Regions from separate parts of the Homo sapiens genome. Here region 1 is linked to region 2. Evidence: read pairs that join two places in POLR2A ChIA-PET (ENCODE). Cell type or tissue: B cell. All regions are shown on one strand. Each heading gives the region's core, and the rest is flanking DNA. Links, peaks and the distances in the headings are about the cores only. Region 1 has its middle 160 kb from the start of MIR223HG. Region 2 overlaps MSN (moesin).

The links. Peaks named below come from ENCODE experiments on the same cell type or tissue, not always from the same donor. Only the 100,000 strongest peaks of a DNase experiment are listed, where the experiment ranks them.
Region 1: POLR2A ChIA-PET joins it to region 2 with 10 read pairs; 2 of 35 experiments call an interaction of 5 or more read pairs at or near these places.

Annotation. Positions count from the first base shown.
Region 1 is chrX:65,847,422-65,859,253 of GRCh38, reverse strand. No RefSeq gene overlaps it. Among named protein-coding and RNA genes, the nearest start is that of MIR223HG, 160 kb to the left of the region's middle. In B cell, for the core only: no CTCF peak of the experiment used is centred there; no DNase peak of the experiment used is centred there.
Region 2 is chrX:65,676,243-65,688,074 of GRCh38, reverse strand. All of the region lies in intron 1 of MSN (moesin), which reads right to left. Among named protein-coding and RNA genes, the nearest start is that of MSN, 15 kb to the right of the region's middle. In B cell, for the core only: no CTCF peak of the experiment used is centred there; a DNase peak (open chromatin) is centred at 8,744; H3K4me3 peaks cover 703 bases; H3K27ac peaks cover 7,372 bases.

The DNA of each region.
Region 1 (11,832 bases), core at 2,043-10,042, 170 kb before region 2:
CCCTGGTGTGTATATGTTTGAGGGGTATGTTAGTTTGCATGTGCACACTTCTGTATGGATATGTGTGAATCCTTGCTAATATATATCTAAGTATGTGTACATAAGAATGCACTTGCATGGCCTATATGCTGGTGTATCAGTGTGGAGGCATGTATAAATAGAATGCCTAGGTGTGTATGTGTACAAGTACTTGCTTGTTTGTGTGTATGTGAATATATGTACCCATATGGAAGTACATGAGAGGGTCCCTGTAGGAAGATATATGTGCGTAGTTCTATGAATATGTCTAAAAACTATCTGTCTGCATGTACATGTTGCTGTCTGCATTTGTGTGCATCTACTCTCATGTATGTGAGTATGTATCTTGACACACAATTAAGTTTTAATTGCAGAGCATCCCCTTTTGGATTGCAAAGGATGGATTTTCATTCCCAGACTGGTCTTTTCCATACCCTCCACCACCCTCCTGACCCACTTATATCCACTGCAAGCTGCTGAGGGAATGTACATCTTCTTTAATATTTGCTTTCACAAAACAGAATAGGAAAAGTAAAACATTCTCGGGTCCACTTGAGGTCTGAGAGAGTTTGCTCTGGGACCTCCAAGCCCATAGGGGGAACTAAGGCTTTCTGTAAATTAGGTTTGCAGAAAAAAACAGACTATGGCTGGGTACAGTTAGTCAGTGGAGAAAGCCTGCTGATTGCTGATTGTATTAACCATGTGTAAATGGGGAACAGGCTGGGAAATACTGGTAGAGGTAGGGAAAACCCAATATGGAGTTGATCTCTGGTCAGAATGCTTCAGTCAGCATTTGACATGTTTTCCCTTGGACAATGGCAGCTGGCTTCCACTCACCAGTGACCGTAACCTGCCAGTATACAGGCCCTAGGCCCTTACCCCTTGCCCTCTCTTTCTTTAGATTTGTCCTTCTCCTTAACATTGTCACATCCCTGACTATCAGCACTGGCCCAGTTCTCTTCCTCTCAGCACTAACACAACACTACTAAAGTAGACAGAATAATTGCCTCCCTAATATATCTTTATCCTAATCTCCAGAGCCCAAGAAAATGTTACTTTACATGGCAAAAGAGAATTTGTAGATGTGATTAAGTTAAGAATCTTGAGATGAGGGGATATCCTGGATTATCTGGGTGGGCCCAGTGCAATCACAAGGGTCCTTATAAGAGGGAGACGAGAGAGTCAAAGTTAGAAAAAAAGTAATGTGAAGATGTAAGCAGAGAGAGGAAGACAGAGAGGGAGGAAGGGAGCAGAGAGATTGGAAGATGCTACACTTTTGCCTCTGAAGATGAAGGAAGGGGGCAGCAGTCAAGGAATGTAGACATTCGATAGACGCTGGAAAAGGCAAGGAAATTTATTTTCCCCTAGAGCTTCAAGAAGGAATGCAGCTCTGCTGAACCATTTTAGACTTCTGTTTTCCAGAACTGTAAAAGAATGCATTTGCATTGTTTCAAGCCACTAAGTTGGTGGTGATATTTTAGAGAAGCATTAGGAAACTAATACAACCTTCTTCAATATTGCCTGGGCTCTCCCTATTCAGAGTTTTCCCAAACCCTGCCCACACTTTGCATTGACCAGTCCTCCTCCCTCTCCATATTATTCTTGACGTTTCCCTTCAGCATTGCCCTGCTCCTACCCCAGCCCCCCCTCTAGTAGTCCTGCCCTACCCTGCCTTGGTTTCCTTAGTGGTTCCTGGCCTCAACTCTGATTCTCTTTGGTGACCATGGCTTGGTGTACTCCATGAAGACCCCCACAGTCTACAGAGCCTCGTGGGGAAGGATGTGGGGAAAACATGGCTGCTTTTTTCAGGAAACACCATGGCGTCTCCTGGTTGTGAAAGGTGAGGAGAAGGCAGTCTTGCCAGGCTCCACCCTGATGTGCTTACACCTGCCTCCTCTTCATATCATTACCTTGTCCTTGACTTTCCTTAGGGCCAATCCTGTGATTTTTTGCTACGGGTGAATTCATCAAAAGAGGCCTGTCTTACCCACTCATTAGTAAGGTTCCTGAGTTCTATGAGGGCTTGAAATAGGCTCCATTTTGGCCTGAGGATCTCAGCATCTTGGGATCTATGTTCAGTGTGCCCCTAGCTGCAAGGATCACTGGTTTAAACATGGGAGAGGAGATCAGGAAGGGGAGGCCACAGGAGTTACAGAGGACTCTGGAAATACAGAGAGATCTGTGATTTACTCAGTGGGTATTTGATAGACTAAGAAGGCAAATTCAAGACAAAGAGAACTGGATTTATATCTTAGCAGCAGGGATTGGAAAGACATATCCAAAGGACTTATTGAATAGTATTGTTACTTAAAAGCAGTGTTTCCTAAGCCAACTTTCAAAGAATGGGTTTCTGTTCATTGTCATTTTGTAGGGAAAAGGGGGTTGTTCAGTGGCCGAGTGAATTGGGAAGTGTTGGTTTAAGAAAGTGAAATGTGGGGGTCTGTTCCAAGATGGCCGAATAGGAACAGCTCTGGTCTGCAGCTCCCAGCATGATCGAAGCAGAAGACGAGTGATTTCTGCATTTCCAACTGAGGTACCTGGTTCATCTCATTGGGACTGGTCGGAAAGTGGCTGCAGCCCATGGAGGGTGAGCTGAAGCAGGGAGGGTCCTCGCCTCACCCAGGAAGAGCAAAGGTTGAGGGATTTCCCTTTCCTAGCCAAGAGAAGCCATGACAGACTGTACTGGGAAAATCGGGACACTGTCACCTAAACACTGTGCTTTTCTAATGGTCTTATCAAATGGCACACCAGGAGATTATATCCCATGACTGGCTCAGCAGGTCCCATGCCCATGGAGCCTTGCTCACTGCTGGTCCAACATCAAACTGTGAAGCGGCAAACCTGGCTTGGTGAGGGGCATCCACCATTGCTGAGGCTTGAGTAAGTAAACAAAGTGCCGGGAAGCTTGAACTGGGTGGAGCCCACTGCAGCTCAAGGAGGCCCGCCTGCCTCTGTAGACTCCACCTCTTGGGGCAGGGCATAGCTGAACAAAAGGCATGAGAAACTTCTGCAGACTTAAACGTCCCTGTCTGACAGCTCTGAAGAGAGAAGTGGTTCTCCAAGCACAGTGTTTGAGCTCTGAGAACTGACAGACCACCTCCTCAAGTTGGTCCCTGACCGCCATGTAGCCTAACTTGGAGACACCTCCCAGTAGGGGCCGACTGACACCTCATACAGCTGGGTGCCCCTCTGAGACGAAGCTTCCAGAGGAAGGATCAGGCAGCTATAATTGCTGTACTGCAATATTTGCTGTTCTGCAGTCTCTGCTAGTGATACCCAGGCAAACAGGGTCTGGAGTGGACCTCCAGCAAACTCCAACAGACCTGCAGCTGAGGGACATGACTGTTAGAAGCAAAACTAACAAACAGAAAGGAACAGCATCAACATCAACAAAAAGGACATCCACACCAAAACCCCATCTGTAGGTCACCATCATCAAAGACCAAAGGTAGATAAAACCACAAAGATGGGGAGAAACCAGAGCAGAAAAGCTGAAAATTCTAGAAACCAGAGTGCCCCTTCTCCTCCAAAGGATTGCAGCTCCACACCAGCAATGGAACAAAGCAGGATGGAGAATGACTTTGACAAGTTGACAGAAGTAGGCTTCAGGAACTCGGTAAAAACAAACTTCTCCGAGCTAAAAGAGGATGCTTGAAGCCATTGCAAGGAAGCTAAAAACCTTGAAAAAAAGATTAGACGAATGGCTAGCTAGAATAAACAGTGTAGAGAAGACCTCAAATGACCTGATGGAGCTGAAAACCACGGCACAAGAACTACATGATGCTTACACAAGCTTCAGTAGCTGATTCGATCAAGTGGAAGAAAGGGTATCAGTGATTGAAGATCAAATTAATGAAATAAAGTGAGAAGATAAGTTTAGAGAAAAAAGAGTAAAAAGAAATGAACAAAACCTCCAAGAAATATGAGATTATGTGAAAAGACCAAATCTATGCTTGACTGGTATAACAGAAAGTGACGGGGAGAATGGAACCAAGCTCGAAAACACTCTTCAGGATATTCTCAGGAGAACTCCCCCAACTTATCAAGGAAGGTCAACATTCAAATTCAGGGAAGACAGAGAACACCACAAAGATACTCCTCGAGAAGAGCAACCCCAAGACACATAATTGTCAGATTCACTAAGGTTGAAATGAAGGAAAAAATGCTAAGGGCAGCCAGAGAGAAAGGTCCGGTTACCCACAAAGGGAAGCCCCTCAGACTAACAGCTGATCTCTCAGCAGAAACCCTGCAAGCCAGAAGAGAGTGGAGGCCAATATTCAACATTCTTAAAGAAAAGAATTTTCAACCCAGAATTTCATAACCAGCCAAACTAAACTTCATAAGTGAAGAAGAAATAAAATCCTTTACAGACAAGCAAATGCTGAGAGATTTTGTTACCACCAGGCCTGCCTTACAAGAACTCCTGAAGGAAGCACTAAACCTGGAAAGGAACAACCAGTACCAGCCACTGCAAAAACATGCCTAATTGTAAAGACCATCTATGCTAGGAAGACACTGCATCAACTAACAGGCAAGATAAATAGCTAACATCATAATGACAGGATCAAATTCACACATAACAATATTAACCTTAAATGTAAATGGGCTAAATACTCCAATTAAAAGACACAGACTGGCAAATTGGATAAAGAGTCAAGACCCATCAGTGTGCTGTATTCAGGAGACCCATATCACGTGCAAAGACACACATAGGCTCAAAATAAAGGGATGGAGGAAGATGTACCAAGGAAATGGAAAGCAAAAAAAAAGCAAGGGTTGCAGTCCTAGTCTCTGATAAAACAAATTTTAAACCAACAAAGATCAAAAGAGACAAATAAGGCCATTACATAATGGTAAAGGAATCAGTTCAACAGGAAGTGCTAACTATCCTAAATATATATGCACCCACACCCAATACAGGAGCAAACAGATTGATAAAACAAGTCCTGAGAGACCTAAAAAGAGACCTAGACTCCCCACACAATGATAATGTGAAGCTTTAACACCCCAATGTCAATATTAGACAGATCAAGGAAACAGAAGGTTAATAAGGATATCCGGGACTTGAACTCAGCTCTGCACCAAGCAGACCTAATAGACATTTACAGAACCCTCCATGCCAAATCATCAGAATATACATTCTTCTTAACATCACCTTGCACTTGTTGCAAAATTGACCACATCGTTGGAAGTAAAGCACTCCTCAGCAAATATAAAAGAACAGAAATCACAACAAACTGTCTCTCAGACCACAGTGCAATCAAATTAGAACTCAGCATTAAGAAACTCACTGAAAACCGCACAACTATATGGAAACTGAACAACTTGCTCCTGAATGACTACTGGGTACCTAATGAAATGAAGGCAGAAATAAAGAAGTTCTTTGAAACCAACGAGAACAAAGAAACAATGTACCAGAATTTCTGGGACACCTTTAAAGCAGTGTGTAGAGGGAAATTTATAGCACTAAATGCCCACAAGAGAAAGCAGGAAAGATCTAAAATTGACACCCCAACATCACAATTAAAAGAACTAGAGAAGCAAGAGCAAACACATTCAAAAGCTAGTAGAAGGCAAGAAATAACTAAGATCAGAGCAGAACTGAAGGAGATAGAGACACAAAACCCCTTCAAAAAATCAATGAATCCAGGAGCTGTTTTTTGAAAAGATCAACAAACTTGATACACCACTACTAATAAAGAAGAAAAGAGAGAAGAATCAAACAGACACAATAAAAACTGATAAAGGGGATATCACCATATCACCACCGATCCCACAGAAATACAAACTACCATCAGAGAATACTATAAACACCTCTATACAAATAAACCAGAAAATCTAGAAGAAATGGATAATTTCCTGGACACATACACCCTCCCAAGACTAAACCAGGAAGAAGTTGAATTGCTGAATAGACCAATAACAGGCTCTGAAATTGAGGCAATAATTAATAGCTTACCAACTAAAAGAATTCCAGGACCAGATGGATTCACAGTTGAATTCTACCAGAGGTACAAAGAGGAACTGGTACCATTCCTTCTGAAACTATTCCAATCAATAGATAAAGAGGGAATCCTCCCTAACTCATTTTATGAGGCCAGCATAATCCTGATACCAAAATCTGGCAGAGACACAACAGTAAAATACTGGCAAATCGAATCCAGCAGCACATCAAAAAGCTTATCCACCATGATCAAGTTGGCTTCATCCCTGGGATGCAAGGCTGGTTCAACATACACAAATCAATAAATGTAATCCATCACATACACAGAACCAAAGACAAAAACCACATGATTATCTCAATAGATGCAGAAAAGACCTTCGACAAAATTCAACAACGCTTCATGCTAAAAACTCTCAATAAACTAGGTATTGATGGGATGTATCTCAAAATAATAAGAGCTATTTATGACAAACCCACAGCCAATATCATACTGAATGGGCAAAAACTGGAAGCATTCCCTTTGAAAACTGGCACAAGACAGGGATGCCCTCTCTCAGCACTCCTCTTCAACATAGTGTTGGAAGTTCTGGCCAGGGCAATCAGGCAAGAGAAAGAAATAAAGGGTATTCAACTAGGAAAAGAGGAAGTCAAATAGTCTCTGCAGATGACATAATTGTATATTTAGAAAACCCTATCGTCTCAGCCCAAAATCTCATTAAGCTGATAAGCAACTTCAGCAAAGTCTCAGGATGCAAAATCAATATGCAAAAAATCAAAAGCATTCTTATACACCAGTAACAGACAGAGAGTGAAATCATGAGTGAACTACGACTCACGATTGCTACAAAGAGAATAAAATACCTAGGAATCCAACTTACAACGGATGTGAAGGACCTCTTCAAGGAGAATTAGAAACCACTGCACAACAAAATAAAAGAGGACACAAATAAATGGAAGAACATTCCATGCTCATGGATAGGAAGAATCAATATCATGAAAATGGCCATACTGCCCAAGGTAATTTATAAATTCAATGCCATCCCCATCGAGCTACCAATGACTTTCTTCACAGAATTGGAAAAAACTACTCTAAAGCTCATATGGAACCCAAAAACAGCCTGCATTGACAAGACAATCCTAAGCAAAAAGAACAAAGCGGAGGCATCACACTATCTGACTTCAAACTAAACTACAAGCCTACTGTAACCAAAGCAGCATGGTACTGGTACCAAAACAGATATAAAGACCAATGGAACAGAACACAGCCCTCAGAAATAATACCACACATCTACAACCATCTGATCTTTGACAAACCTGATGAAAACAAGAAATGGGGAAAGGATTCCCTATTGAATAAGTGGTGCTGGGAAAACTGGTTAGCCATATGTAGAAAGCTGAAACTGGATTCCTTCCTTACACCTTATACAAAAATTAATTCACGATGGATTAAAGACTTAAATGTTAGACCTAAAACCATAAAAACTCTAGAAGAAAACCTAGGCAATACCATTCAGGATATAGGCATGGGCAAGGACTTCATGACTAAAACACCAAAAGCAATGGCAACAAAAGCCAAAATAGACAAATGGGATCTAATTAAACTAAAGAGCTTCGGCACAGCAAAAGAAACTTCCATCTGAGTGAATAGGCAACCTACAGAATGGGAGAAAATTTTTACCCATCTGACAAAGGGCTAACATCCAGAATCTACAAAGAACTTAAACAAATTTAAAGAAAAAAATCAAAACACCCCATCAGAAGTGGGCAAAGGGTATGAACAGACACTTCTCAAAAGAAGACATTTATGCAGCCAAAAAACACATGAAAAAATGCTCACCATCACTGGCCATCAGAAAAATGCAAATCAAAACCACAATGAGATACCATCTCACACCAGTTAGAATGGCAATCATTAAAAAGTCAGGAAACAACAGGTGCTGGAGAGGATGTGGAGAAATAGGAACACTTTTACACTGTTGGTGGGACTGTAAACTAGTTCAACCATTGTGGAAGGCAGTGTGGCGATTCCTCAAGGATCTAGAATTAGAAATAACATTTGACCCAGCCATCCCATTACTGGGTATATACCCAAAGGATTATAAATCATGCTGCTATAAAAACACATGAACATGTATGTTTATTGCAGCACTATTCACAATAGTGAAGACTTGGAACCAACCCAAATGTCCATCAATGATAGACTGGATTAAGAAAATGTGGCACATATACACCATGGAATACTATGCAGCCATAAAAAAGGATGAGTTCATGTCCTTTGTAGGGACATGGATGAAGCTGGAAATCATCATTCTGAGCAAACTATCACAAGGACAGAAAACCAAACACTGCATGTTCTCACTCATAGGTGGGAATTGAACAATGAGAACACTTGGACACGGGGTGGGGAACATCACACACTTAGTCCTGTCGTAGGGTGGGGGGATGGGGAAGGGATAATAGCATTAGGAGAAATACCTAATGTAAATGACGAGTTAATGGGTGCAGCAAACCAACATGACAGATGTATACATATGTAACAAACTTGCACGTTGTGCACATGTACTCTAGAACTTAAAGTATAATTTAAAAAAAAGAAAAGAAAGTGAAATGTGTTTCTTTACTGTAGGATTTCTCTAATCTATGAATGTATTAATATGTGTAACAAAGGGACCAGTCCAGAATGCAGTATTTCCCAATTTGTTTAACTCTGAGAATCCTGAGGGCTACTGCTATTGCCACCTCATGCAACAAAAATAATCAGAACACAGTTTGGGGAATAATCATTTAAATTGCTGAAAAAACAGTGACATGAAGAGAAATTAGACTTTTCTCTCCTCATCCAGAAGGCAAAATTATAAAATTTACTAATAAAATTCAACAAATCCCTTGAATCAGCTACATGCTGGACAACTGGGTAGCTATATTTTTCAGTGTCCATGGAAGGAAAATTGAGGCAGGGCAAGAGAACAGCAAAACAAACTCTCTTTCCTTAAAGTTCTCTAAACTAAGCTAACTAATCCCAGCTACTTTAGCCTTTGTTCTGGGACCCCATGAAAATATTTGTCTCAGTGCTCTCTGTTTTGCATCTCCATAGCTAGAGTCCACTGAGGTATTTCTTAGAGATTGACATTACCTGACTGATGATATCTCCAAGGTTCTGAAAGGGAACCTTGGGCCAAGAAAGGTTAATTCGTATGCCTCCAGATACACAAGGAATTCAGTGCCAGCATAGCCTTACCATCTATGTTTTGTAAAGATCATTTTTAGGCCCTTAGATGCAAAATGACAGACATATAGCATGAGTTCCCATGTCTTATACCCATGACAAACATCTGAAATTAGTCATAATACTGTTTATCTCTGAGTCTGTACACATCCTCAGAATCCTTCTCCATACAGCTCTCCTAGTACATGCTACTCATTGATCAGGGCTGGAAAATGAAGGAAAATCTCTCAGCCACTTCTTCCCTAAAGAGAACCTGTCACTAATGTTTGAATGGGGTAAGGAAGACATCAGGTGACAGTGGGTAGCCAAGGAATGGGTACCCTTCTGCTGGGGCAAAGGTGTAAGTGGTTTTTTTTTTTCCTTTCTAGGCCATGAGAGCTCATACAACATTGCCCAAACAAACCTGTGCCATGTGCCCCAGCCAATCACCTCCAGGACCACTCAGGGCTACCTTGACCCCACATCTCTGAGTCAGGTGCCTGAGGACAAGCAATTTAAATTTATTTTGAAGCACAAGAGCAAACTACCCAGTGTATTGGAGAGAGGTAAGGGCTGAGTCCTTGATGCCAGGCTCTGTGTGGATCCTAGAGACACAGAAACAGTATACGGGCCCTTTGATCCAGCCCCTCTCTGAAAGGGAAAAACAATTTTTTTCTCTCTACTCTGCTCAACACACTCACAGCACATTTCTGTGATCAGATGTTGGGGGGTGGGGGTTTCTTACACCAAACAGTTCTCCAGCAGACACCAGCTAGGTGTCCTGTAAGTCAATTACTATCTCCACGTAGATAGTGTCAGATCCCACAGTTTAAGAGCTCAGTCCCACAAGACTGCCCCCTACTTCAGACATCAATTACAAGTCTCAGGTTGTGACCTGTACTTCTGACAGACTGGCTACAAACTGAGGTTCCCACAACCTCTTCCTTTGGTTTGATCAGTTTGCTAGGATGGCTCACAGAATTCAGGAAAACTCTTACAATTTCCAGCTTATTATAAAGGATATAGAAGAAGAAATGGACAAGGCAAGTGGGGATGGGGGTGGATCTTCCATGCCTTACCTGGACACACCACCCTTCCAGCAACTCCACACGTGTTCAGCTACCCAGAAACTCATCAAATCTTACTGTTCAACAGTTTTCATAGAGCTTGGTCTCTAACCACCCCCATTCCCAGAGAACTGTAGGTGGGGCTGAAAGTTTCAACCCTCTAATCCTCTAATTGCTTGGTTTTTCCAGTGACTGGTGCCATCCTGAGGCTACCTAGAGGCCCCACCCTAAGTAACCTCATTAGCATAAACTCAGGATGTATCAAATGGGCTTATTATGCATAATAAAAAATGCTCCTATCATTCAGAAAATCCAGAGGTTTTAGGAGCTCTATGACAGTAACTAGGGAGAAAGACCAAATATATTTCATACTATACCACACCCTCCCTGCTCTTCTTACCTTGGTGTTCCCAGCCTCTGCCTCTGTCCCCACAGTGCTCCCCTACTCCTAGTATCCCTCTCACTGCCATCTAACTCTTCCGGTGTATTTTGGGGGACTGCCAACTCTCTGTGTCCTAACTTCATCTCGCCCAACTTCTACTCACAAAACTTAGAGTGAAGAAAAGACTAAAGAAAAAGAAAGTCCCTGCTGTACTGGACCCTGCAGAGAAACCCTACCTTACCCTTAGAAAGTTCCATGGTATATTCACCACAGGAAGAGAATTATCATAAGCTCTTTGGCCTGGATCTGTCTACACTGTACCAAACAAGCCACCTGCCCAGGCTTATCATGATAAATCACTTCTGGCTGAAGGCAAAAGAGCTGTGTCCTAAGGGCTGGGCCTAGGCTTAAGATTCCAAAGCCATTGTAGATCAGGGCTCAGCCCCCTCATGCATTTATGCTCTGCCTTACTAGTGAGGGTACCTCATCCTAACAGCGTATGCATAATCCCCATACGTCTCAATCTACAGGCTAAGCCAGTGGCCTCAACCCAGTAGAACACACCCATCTTCTCAGGCAAGAGCTCTCCAGCTAGACCTAGCCTCCAATTAATGCTTAGATGTGAAAGGTAACTGCTTTCAGAATGTGTTTTGATGGCGATTGTCAATGCTCCTTGCTTACCACATAATCTCTTATACAGTCACAGTGACTGACTTGCCACCATTAAGATCATGTGGTCAGGCAAAGACTGAGAAACCCATCTGGAATGTTAGAGTGGAGTTGAGTTCTGCAGCAGGTAAAAGAATAGTCTACAGGACCCTGTGGATAGAGGGGATATATGGGGGTCTAGGGAATTTGTGGCAAGTGTATTGTCATGTCCCAGGAAACCTTGGAAATTGGATTAGAGGGCACCTGCCCAACATCTGGGGATCTTCCAAGAACATGCTGATGCTGTCATACAAGGAGGGCCCAACCACTGCTGGCATCTTCCGCCACTCAGCCAGTGCCAAGACTTGCAAGGAGATAAAGGAGAAACCGAATTCTGGGGCCCAGGTGTCCATGGTTAGAGAGTCATTGTTTGTGGCTGCATCTGTCTTGACTGTAAGTCTGCCTGTGTACATGTGGTCCACTCCAAGGTTCGAGGGAATGCCAGGAAGAAACCAAGACACTTCCCTCCCCTACCTCAGGCACACAGCCCTGAACTTCTCAGAACTGT
Region 2 (11,832 bases), core at 1,611-9,610:
TGTCAAGAGATTCCTTCAATTCGCATCTGACTTGGCTATTTTAAACAGAAAACTATTTGGAAAATGGGCAGCTATCCCCTAAAATTATAAATCCTTTCCAGCTTCCTAACCCTAGAATTTCTTTTTCTGGGATGTTAAGCAGCTAGAGGTTCCAGAAGAACTTGCCCCAAGAGGTTCCTAATGGCTCTTTTAAGATTTTCTTTAAGCTTGGTTCTTCTTGCCAAAGGACAATCTCAGTAGAGTGTGATGAAGGGAGAACTACTCGACTCTCCCTGGAATAAAAGTCCATGCAGGGCACACTCAAACATGTCTTCTCAACCTCCGATCTTTGAAGGATTGCCTCCTTTCTAATCCGATTCTCATAAATATGCTGCCTCTACCTGAGTTCACAGCTGGAGGGATGGTCAGTGAAGGCACAAATGACCTGAGAAGTAGAAGCCTATCACTTTCCTTGCTCCAGAGTGCAAAGTTCACCATTTTCCTTATAGTTAAGGTCAGTTACCCACATCAACATAAGAGTAATACTCTATGGATTACTCAGCAACAGCAACCTAACCACTTCACCCTGGAAACTTTTAGGACACGTTTGCATAACTAATTATGTGTTATTTGGATTATCAGAAGAGCCTGTATTCCCTGAGCTCACATTATTTAGAACAGGCAGTCCACAGGTAGCTGAGAAGAGAGGGGATTTTTTTGTTTGTTTGTTTGTGTGTTTGTTTGTTTTTTGAGAGAGTCTCGCTCTGTCACCCAGGCTGGAGTGCAGTGGCTCAATCTCAGCTCACTGCAACCTCTGCCTCCCAGATTCAAGCGATTCTCCTGCCTCAGCCTCCTGAGTAGCTGGGATTATAAGCACTCGCCACCACACCCAGCTAATTTTTTTAGTATTTTTAGTAGAGACGGGGTTTCACCATGTTGGTCAGGCTGGTCTCAAACTCCTGACCTCGTGATCCACCCGCCTCAGCCTCCCAAAGTGCTGGGATTATAGGCATGAGCCACCACGCCTGGCCGAGAAGAGAGTTTTATTATGGATGGTTGAGAGATGATTATATGGCAATGCCTCATTGGTCCTAAATGGTCTATAAATGAGCTGTATCACAGAAGTGAACATTTTCTGATAACTGAGGCTCACCCGTTTAAGGATCATAACTATTCTTAGTGGTGAGCTGAAAGTCTTTCATCTACTGATATACTCTACTGCTTTTGTCAACAGAGACTATTAAAACATGATTTAAACTTCTCTGAGCACCTGAATCCTGAACACTTGATTTTCTACGAGCTAACATTTCAGAGCCTTCCACTGCTAACTTATCCAAGTTTCCCACCAATTCTGAGGTTAACACATAATCATTCCCACTTTACCAACGGGAGAAGTGGAGGCTCAGGGAGGTTAAGGGATTTCTCCAAGGTCAAACAGCAAGTAAGTATGGAAACACAGATATTCCTGCAAGCCTGGCCTACAATAAATGCCTGGAGATACTTTGGATCCACACCTTCTCAAGTAGCCCAAAAAATTATTTAAAATGTCATTTCCTTTTCCTTTTGGAACCTGATCTCAAACTCCCTGCCTCACAAAGCTCCTGAAAGTGCCAATCACTAAGAGTGTGCAGGCAGCTTCCTGTTTGTCTGAAGGGGAAGGGAATAATGCCTGCAGTGGCCTGTGGGCCTAGCCCAGTCAGGGTCAACCTCTGGTAGCAGAGGTTCCAGGATTAAAGGCTGGGCAAGCAGAACTCTGCCCCACCAACTGTGGAAGTCTGGGAATAAAAAGGCAAGAGAAAGGTGGGGCCTGCCATGAGTGGGCAGAATAGAGCCAGCATTTCTGGTAATTCTGCTTCTCCTCTAGTGGCCTGGTTCCTTCAACATAATCAATACTCTCAAGTTAGAAAGCTTCTAAGACCAGGACCAGTGACCACTAGGCTAGAATTTTTCTTTCAAAATATTTGTATTTCACAAATCACTATCTTCCTCAATTATTCAACTGGTGGCTCACCTACAGCTGAGTGCTCTGCAAAATTCCACTTTCCTACCACCTGGACAAGATTCCTGATGTGTATGTTGTTAGGAAGGGGATTCTAATCTAGCTTCTCTGATAATTGACAGGCCCTTCCACAGCTCTTCTTTGTTTGTTTGTTTGTTTGTTTTTAAGCCAGTCAAATTTAGCAGTGGGGGGTTGTACACCCACTTCAGTGGCTGAGGCGTGGTGGCTCACGCCTGCAATCCCAACACTTTGGGAGGTCAAGGCAGGAAGATTGCTTGAAGCCAACAGTTCAAGACCAGCCTGGCCAACACGGCAAAAACCTGTCTCTACTAAAAATATTAAAATTGGCCAGGCACAGTGGTGCACGCCTATACTTGGGAGGCTGAGGCATGAGAACTGCTTGAACCTGGAAGGTGGAGGCTACCGTGAGCCAAGATCATACCACTGCACTCCAACCTGGGTGACAGAGCAAGACTCTGTCTCAAAAAAACAAAAACAAAAACAAAAACTTCAGTGATGCTAATGTTAACAAGTTCTGACAACCCAGTACCATCGGTAACCCACTACCATCGGACCAGCCTCCACTGCTCTTCTGTGGAGAACATTGGAAAAGCATGTGCCTATCACAAACACACACATATGTACACTCACAAAGTTTCTTTCCTTCACCTCAGACAGCTCCAACAGCCAGAGGTCTTCTGAGGTGCAGGATTCTCAGTCAGGTACTGTCTGGAATCAAACCACCCCAAGCTGGCAAAACCACAAAACAGGAAGGGGACCATGCTAAGCATAGAAAATAAGTTTATCCTACCACTAATCACTCCACTGAGCTCATTTAGACACAGGATCTAAAGCAATCTCTATAGGTGGGGCCTACTGAGCATAGAAAGGGGAGCAGCTACCATCATCTTTCATCGCAACAGAAGGGTTCACATATCACATCTTCAGAAAACCTTCCCTCTCAGACAGACAAATCCTCATTACAACTTCTTTATTTTCCACTTAATGAAGAGTATGGCCCCTTTATTTGTGTAGATTTTAAGTGTTCCACCAATTCATCCAGGCATTGGTGGCTCACGCCTTTAATCCCAACACTTTGGGAGGCTGAGGTGATAGGATTGCTTGAGCCCAGGAGCTCAAGACTAGCCTGGGCAACATAGCTAGTACCCTGTCCATACAAAAAATAGAAAAATAACTGGGCATGGTAGAATGCACCTGTAGTCTTAGCCACTCAGGGGGCTGAGACAGGAGGACTGCTTAAGCCCAAGAGTTGGAGGTTACAGTGTGCTATGATCACACCACTGCACTCCGGCCTGGGTAACAGAGTGAGACGCTGTCTCTATATAAAAAAGCTTTTTTGGCCAGGCACAGTGGCTTACGCTTATAATCCCAGCACTTTGGGAGGCCGAGGCGGGTGGATTACTGGAGGTCAGGAGTTCGAGACCAGCCTGACCAACATGATGAAACCCCATCTCTACTAAAAATACAAAATTAGTCTGGCGTGGTGGCATGTGCCTGTAATCCCAGTTACTCGGGAGGCCGAGGCAGGAGAATAGCTTGAACCCGGGAGGCAGAGGTTGCAGTGAGCCGAGATCGCGCCATTGCACTCCAGCCTGGGCAAAAAGAGCAAAACTCTGCCTCAAAAAAAAAAAAGAAAAAAAAGATTTTAATGTTTAAAAAGTGTTCTACCTATTTGCTGATTTGCTTATTAATGAGCCCCTGTAGACTTTAAAATCGGATTTGACATTAAAAGATGGCCAGCACATACTAAGTTAAAAAAGCAGAACAATACGGATTTGTACTATCTGTGCATTTAAAGGCATATATATACAAATGCATGAAAAAAGAGTCTATGGGCTGGGCGCAGTGGCTCATGCCTGTAATCCCCGCACTTTGGGAGGCCGAGGCAGGTGGATCACCTGAGGTCAGGAGTTCAAGACCAGGCTGGCCAACATGGCAAGACCACATTTCTACTAAAAATAGAAAAAATTAGCTGGACATGGTGGCAGGCACCTATAACCCCAGCTACTCGGGAGACTGAGGCATGAGAATCACTTGAACCTGGGAGGCGGAGGTTGCAGTGAGCCAAGATCGCATCACTGCACTCCAGCCTGGGCAACAGAGCAAGACTCCATCTCAAAAAAAAAAAAAAAAGAAAAAGAAAGAAAGAAAAAAAAGAGTTTATGTTCACATAACTAACTGGTTAATGATGGTTGTCTCTGGAGAATACAGTCAGGGGCAGAAGACAGGAGGCTTTATATTTTTCAATGCTGTTTCATTTCTTACAACAAACATGTTTAGTTTCATAATGAAAAATTAATCCAAAATTGTAAAACAAAGTCTGTATTTATTTAAATCTGTTCCACCACACAGCAGAGATTGTGTCTGTTAACTTTCCTTATATGGCTCAGGACTAAAAAAACAGATGGGAAAAGTCCTTTAAAGACTAGGTGAACTTCAGAAGCTCTCTCTATTTTAGGACAGTCAACCTTACCTAGTAAGCATAAACCTACACCTCTCAAATGCTGGCCCTACCCTTTTCTCAGGAGTGGATGGGAGGAAAATATCTCCTACTGCCCCCAAAATTAGTCTACCTTGGCCAAAAAATACCAAGTCTGCAAAGATAAGCAGCTCTGGGCCCTAAAGCAGCCTGGGTGGTGGTGGTGGTGGTGGTGGTGGTGGTGGTGGTGGTGGTGGTGGTGGCGGCGGCGGCAACAGTAGCAATAGCAAGAGTGGATATCCACTGGATGCCCCAACATTATGATCGCCAGGACTTCCTTGCTATCCTCCCTGGTCTATGCCTGTCTCTTCCTAGGCCTCAGCACAGGGGCCAACCAAATCCCTAAACCTCAGGTGCACAAACCTCTCAGGATTAAATTATGCAATGCAGCCCTGCCTGCTGGCCATGCCATAATGAGCAGCACAAACACAAAAAAATTAAAAATTGAGTAATGTCTCAAATATGTACTGTACAGCCAAACTTTGGGCTACTTCACAAAGGTGGACAGAAATGTTTGCATGGCTGCCTGTTAGAATCCACAAAAAGTTTTGATTTGAATATTCCCACTTGACACGAACACTACTGTATTATGTGAAGATATGGGAAAAGGGAGCAGAAATGGCTATGAACATGCTGGCCACTCACAGATAAACAGTCTCTCCAAGGTGCACAAGAGAGACAATGCCTTCCCATTCCCCGGTGCTACCCTGTTCCATTCTGCCAGGGCCCAGCTGGGTCCACATTAGGTAGTTTCCAGTGGATCAATGGAATTGTTGTTTGGCTATCTGGTAGATCTAGCTAAAGGAATCTAAAGAAGACAGTTCCAACATGAAAATAGTAGCTATTAACATATCTATTCAATAAATATTTGTTGAGAATCTACTTTATGCCAGGCATCATTGTGTTGGGTACCGGGGATATAATGGGTGGTGAGAAACCATCTCTGTTCTCATGAAGCTTACACACTAGTGGGCTAGACTGACATAATGGAAAGAACACACTCCTGAGAGTCTTGCCTTCAATACCAGTTTCTGCTTCTGCCTCAATACATGACCTTGAGCAAGTCCCTTCTTCGTGTTGATTTATAGGTGACCAGTAGATCTTCCACTGGCTCAGGTAATTTGCTTCCTTACAAAACATAAAGTCCTGGGGTGGAATGGGGGTATGCAAATGGCCAAGGCAGCAGCAAGAAGCCAAGGGTCCCAACAACAACAATAAAAACAACAAAAGAAGCCATGGGTAGTATGTGGTGAAAACAAAAAGCAATTAATTGAGATTCTCCACTCAAAGACCTTGAATTTGGCTTAGATGGTTCTTCATGAACTGTTTTCCTAAGACAGATGAGATGGGCAGGCCTCTAAAGAGTATACAGTTAGTGACAGACATGAAGATCTGTCCTTCCCACAGTACATGGCAGGCTTCAGACCAGAAGACCTGAAAGGTGCTCAGTTTCACTGCAGCTTCTACACTTCTACCTATAGCTAAAGGGATGTTAAGAAACCCTCTACTCTAAACCACTTATTTTATACTAAAGAGCTAAGGTGATGGTGGCCCCTCCCTCCCCAGGCACTTGTGGTCATTCTTGAGTAGGGCTGTGCTAGGGCCAGTTGGAGTCAGGCTGCTCAAATGAGTGAGGAGATGGTACTTCCCTGCATACTTCCTACTTAAAAAAAAAATAAAAAACTGGCTGTAGGGGCACCTATGTGGGGTTCAGAGAAACTGTAGCATCTGGCATTCTGGGTTCAGAGGCTTGATTGGAATCACATATAGCACAGAACTTTAAAAGGCCAACTGGAACAAACATACTGGAGTGTCCTGGGCCTACCTTCCTTCCTTTGTGCCTCACACCTCACAGACCACTTGCAGATGCATTAGTGCACTGAATGAATCCTCAGCATAACCCTAAAAAGTAGGTTGCTATTACTCTTTCCATTCCACAGATGGGGAACTAAAATCTGGAATGGTTTCAGAATTTGCACTGGTGACTCAAGGCCAGCTAGGCTTTCTCTGTACTTACACTCAGGCCTCTCTTCCCCATAGGTGCTAATACACCTGTCCCTTCTCCAAGGTGTATTTTCTCTATTACTAGTGGTTAGTATGCCCTACCAGGTGCTCATCCAACACTGTTGGATCCCCTGCATTCATTGCTACTGCTTCTCCCTCACCATGTATATTACTGACCAAATGCTCCTCAAAGGTTTGTCCATTCCTAACCACCTCCACCTGGAGAATGGCCCCTTCTTGAGACAGGAAGAGCTAGAAGCTTCCAAATGCACACGTTTAATGAAAGAGCAAGCCTAGGAGCCCAGATGGCTGCAATTCTGCATGGTAAATAACATAACAGAAGTTCTTACAAAGTACAGTGGGCACATAGAAGATAGTACAATACTATCTGGGAGTAATAAAGAAAGTTTCCAATGGAAGTGACATGGAGTGGGGGGGAGATGAAGAAGAGGCACCTGAAATTTCAAGCTGAAGGAAAGAACATAGGCTAAAGCAGAAAGAAGAGGTATGGCATTGCTTTCCACAGTTAAAAAAAAAATCATGGCCAGGTGCAGTGGCTCATACCTGTAATCCCAGCACTTTGGGAGGCTGAGGTGGGTGGATCACTTTAGGCCAGGAGTTCAAGACCAGCCTGGCCAACATGGTAAAACCCTTTCTCTACTAAAAAAATACAAAAATTAGCCAGGTTTGGTGGCACATCCCTGTAATCCCAGCTGCTAGGGAGGCTGAGGCACAAGAATCGCTTGAACCCAGGAGGTGGAGGTTGCAGTGAGCCAAGATTGGACCACTGCACTCCAGCCTGGGCAACAGAGTGAGACTCTGTCTCAAAAAAACAAAACAAAACAAAACAAATTCAACCTGAAAAAGCTGGATGAAAAAAAGAAAAAGGACGGGTATAGCTTACTTGGACTTGGGAAACCTTGGGCCCACAAAGCTACCACATAGCATACATGTGGGAATAAATGGGAGCTGAGTTGGGAGAGGAAGCTAGAATGGGGTGAGGTACCAAAGGGACCTCCCTATATGCTATGCTAAGAGGTTTCAATTTTCTCTTTTCACATTCATGGGAATGTATCTATACTAGCAAATGCTGGGAGTAATCTAAATGCTCCCCCAAAGGAGAATGGTTTTAAATTATGGCATAGCCTTTGAATAGAATTTTACATGGCCATTAGAATGTTCATTTCTTAAAATTAAATAGCATTTATCTAAGTTTTTAGTGATGTGTTAAGTAGGGGGAAAGAAGGAGAACTTTTTTATGTACACTATGATTGCACCACCAAAAACTAAGGTACATATATGAGATACGACAAGAAATACAAATAATTATTGCCATGTTAAAATGATGAATTTATACACAATTTCTCTCTCTATTTGCTAAACTTTGTCATATGCCATGCTGAGTTTTAAAAAAAGGGGAAATATAAAAAAAGAACCACTCTTCTTCCATTTGACTCTACATTCCTTCTTCCTCCACCTGCTTGCCTACCTTCCCAAACCAACAGCCATTTTGATCCACCACCTACAACTGGCATCGCTAACAACCCATGTGAGGTACCTAGGAAGAATGAGAAGCTTCCAGCAAGGCAGCTGCTTCCAGCAGCAAGCTCCTGCATAGCCCACAGGCCATTCCAGCTCAATGCTGGAGAAGAATCTTCCCCCTAACAGCACTGCCCAGCACTACCCAACTAAGGCTTCTCTGGTTAAACTGCCCAAGGATGCCCAAGGAACTTGTTTCTAAAGGAAGGAAAACAGATGCCAAGACTTCTTGTGCTTTCTCCAGGGGGCTCAGAGCAGGTAAGGTTTATGTTCATGGCCAACTCTTAGGTGGCTGAGATCCAATGTGGGATCCTTGTTTCACAAGCAAGCACTGGATAAAGTGTCAGTGAGAAGGACGAAAAGGAGGAAGAAGTAGAGGATGGGTAAAAACAGATCCAGTGAAGGGTACACCTTTCCCATAAACTTGCTTATTCCCTATCAGCCTTGTAGGCCCTCACAGAAAATTCAGAAGTCCCTCTCCTTTGATCTCCAGGACTAATACCAAAGGAAACCATATTTACAAAATACAGGATCAGTTGAAAGCCCAACACTAGGTGTGTGGCAATCTTCCTGACTAGAAATTCTCCCTTTTGCTCCACCCAAGCCCATATCACCTAGCTCTCCCCGTCCAAGGGCAACATAGTCAACAATGATTCAGATAGAGGAAGGGGAAAGGGAGCTTAGCAATTTAAGACTCAGTCAAAAGCAATTTCATAGCCCTACAAAAAGGGATGTTGTGGGGGAGGGAGTAAAGGAAGTGAAATCTCATATGTCCTCAGTTTTAGCTTGTTTCTTTGTCTTCCCTTTCCCTGATGGAACAATGACCAATCCAAGGGTCTTCTATTCTTCCTGAGTCACAGATGACCAAAAATAGCCAGCAACTGTAGTCTGCAGGCTGGACTCCAAGACCCCACCCAAGGCATGTAGTCAACAGTTGTCTCTCCAAGCCAGAATCTCCACAGTGAGCTCTCTGGTAGGTAGATTCAGTATATCCCAGAGCAGAGCTCACTGAAATAGAGGGGGCTGCTTACATGTTGATAGCCAGAGGAGAAAATGACACACTCAATGCCATTCTAAATGGGAAAAGGAAGCTTCTCCGAAAAGTCACCACTCTGCTCTGCTACACGCTTTCCAAGACCCCTTTCCTAGCCTCTTAAAGACTGGGCACAAATAATCAGAATGTCAGAAAAAGCCAATGTCTCTATTTTGTAGATAAGAAAATTAAGCCTCATAAAAGTGACTTGCCCAAGGTCACACAGGCAGAGATTAAAAACCAAATATCTCACTCTTCTTTCCATTGTACCATTTTTTACTAAAAGGTATTTTTAAAGACACCCAGACAAGTGCCCCAAGCTGTAAGTGTCAAAAGCTCAGCTCTTCTAACCTAAAGTTAGACAGCTCAGGACTGGGAAGGGGAGGTAGAGGGAACTTAGACTCAGCCCACCCAGGAAAGCCAAGTGAGAAGGCTAGGCATACAACAGGCATACTTAAAGAACTAGACTTACCAACTGGAAGGCTTTACCTGCTCCAAAGAAATAGTTTCAAATGCTGAAAGCCCTAGCCCCATCCCACCCCCACACTCTGAACCTCTTTAGGCCAATCGAGACCACTCCTAGGCTGTCAGAGATCTAGGTAAGAAGCTGTAGAGGAGTGACCAGGCAGTGCCAAGAGGATAAAGGGAGATAAGAAAGCAGGGTGGAGAAATCACAGTCATTCCAGAGCTCTCCCATCTTCCTCTCTCCTTCCCCACTCCTCCCCCATATTAGGACTCTAAACAAGAAGAAAAGAAGTTTGCAGGTGGTATTGTATAAACTTGAAGAAGGCATTCCCTGTACTAAAGGAGAACAGAGGACTAGTTGAGGTGGGGTGGCAAGGAGAGGGAGTAACTTGAGGGGGGAGAAAATAGCCAAATAAGGCAGACTTGACTGGTAGGAATCATCAGGAAAGGTTCCAGAAGTTGACGTTGCAGGGAGGAAGCCTTTAGTCATCGGTTTCCTCTGGCAACTGGCCTAAGACCAGAAGGAAAAAAACTCCCAACCTTAGGAAAATGCCCAGGCTATGGCAGACAGAAAGGCAACTAGGCTAGATTTTCACCAGGCCCACATCAGGCCCTGCTGGAGCAACTCTTCAAGCACTCAAAGTAGAAAGATGTAGTGTAACCCTAAAGCAAATGGCAGATGTCCCCACCAAGCATATGCTAGATCTACAATGGCCCAGGCACCAAGGGGAATAAGGAACCTGGGAGGGGGGTTTGTTCTTTTCCATTTACATATTTCTTTTTTTTTTTCTTTTTTTTTAGACAGAGTCTTGCTTTGTCACCCAGGCTGGAGTGCAATGGCGTGATCTCAGCTCACTGTAACCTCCACCTCCCAGGTTCAAGTGATTCTCCTGCCTCAGCCTCCCAAGTAGCTGGGATTACAGGCTCCCGCCAACACGCCCGGCTATTTTTTCTATTTTTAGTAGAGACAAGGTTTCACCATATTGGCCAGGCTGGTCTCAAATTCCTGACCTCAAATGATCCACCTGCCTCAGCCTCTCAAAGTGCTGGGATTACAGGCATGAGCCACCACACGCAAACTCCATGTGCCTCTTTCTAATATTGCTGATATTTTCATGTTGGAGAAAAAGAAAATTAAAAGGCAAAGAAGTTATGTGACTTTTCTTCTTTGTAAAGGAATTAGTCAGTCTCCCACAAGTATCTACAAGGATGTTTGGAGAGGAGTTTAGCTCACTTAAAACCCTTGAAAATAGCAAAGATTTGTACGACTTAACTAATGATGCCCAGATTGACTGTTACCTTGACCCTCACCCTCCAACTCTATACCATAGATTAGTCAACCTCAGTTAAAAATTACAACAGATAAAAGAGGCTCTTGGTGAGCTTCATCAAACATCCAGGCTGAGAATCTGAAAAAATAAATGGATCAGCCAGGCGCAGTGCCTCACGCTTGTAATCCCAGCACTTTGGGAGGCTGAAGCAGGCAGATCACCCGAGGTCAGGAGTTCAAGACCAGCCTGGCCAACATGGTGAAACCTCATCTCTACTAAAAAAAATATAAAAATTAGCCGGGCGTGGCGGCGCACACCTGTAGTCCCAGCTACTTGGGTGGCTGAGGCAGGAGAATCTCTTGAACCCAGGAGATGGAGGTTGCAGTGAGCCAAAGTCATGCCACTGCACTCCAGCCTGGGCAACAGAGCAAGACTCCGTCTCAAAAAAAAAAGAAAAGAAAAAAAAGGAAATGGATCATGGGTTGGAGGGAAGGCAGATTAGATCACGAAAGTAAGATCAGGAACCTTATCTAAACACACAACTTGAGAAAAATAAGACTTGATCCTTCTCAGGTATTTAATGGAGGCCAAGGCTAAAGAGAGGGAAAGAAATACTGATCAAGCCTGACAGGTATGCCTTGTTCCCCCTCCTAGGCCTTGGCCCCAGTCACTTCCCAAATATATACCCAGGAAAAAAATTTTCAGGATTATATCTTGTTTTGTACAACCAAATTGTCATATCTCAACTCTTCTCTCATTAGGCCCTGATCACTACCCTGGATGCACAAAGTATCTATCAAATTCCCACAAGGTAGAAGGGTTGCCAGGAATGGGAAGAAACTTCAATATTCGAAGTCACCAATCACAGAAGATAACTGGCAAAACAGTTCTACTAAGCAAGCACAGAGCCATTTGCCATATTAGTGGCCTAAGAGCTATGTCAACACTTACCTTATGCCACAACAAGCCGATTGAAAGGAGCATCAGATCTGGTATCTGTGTCATTAGGCACAGACAAAGGGCTGTGCTTTGAAAGTCGCCC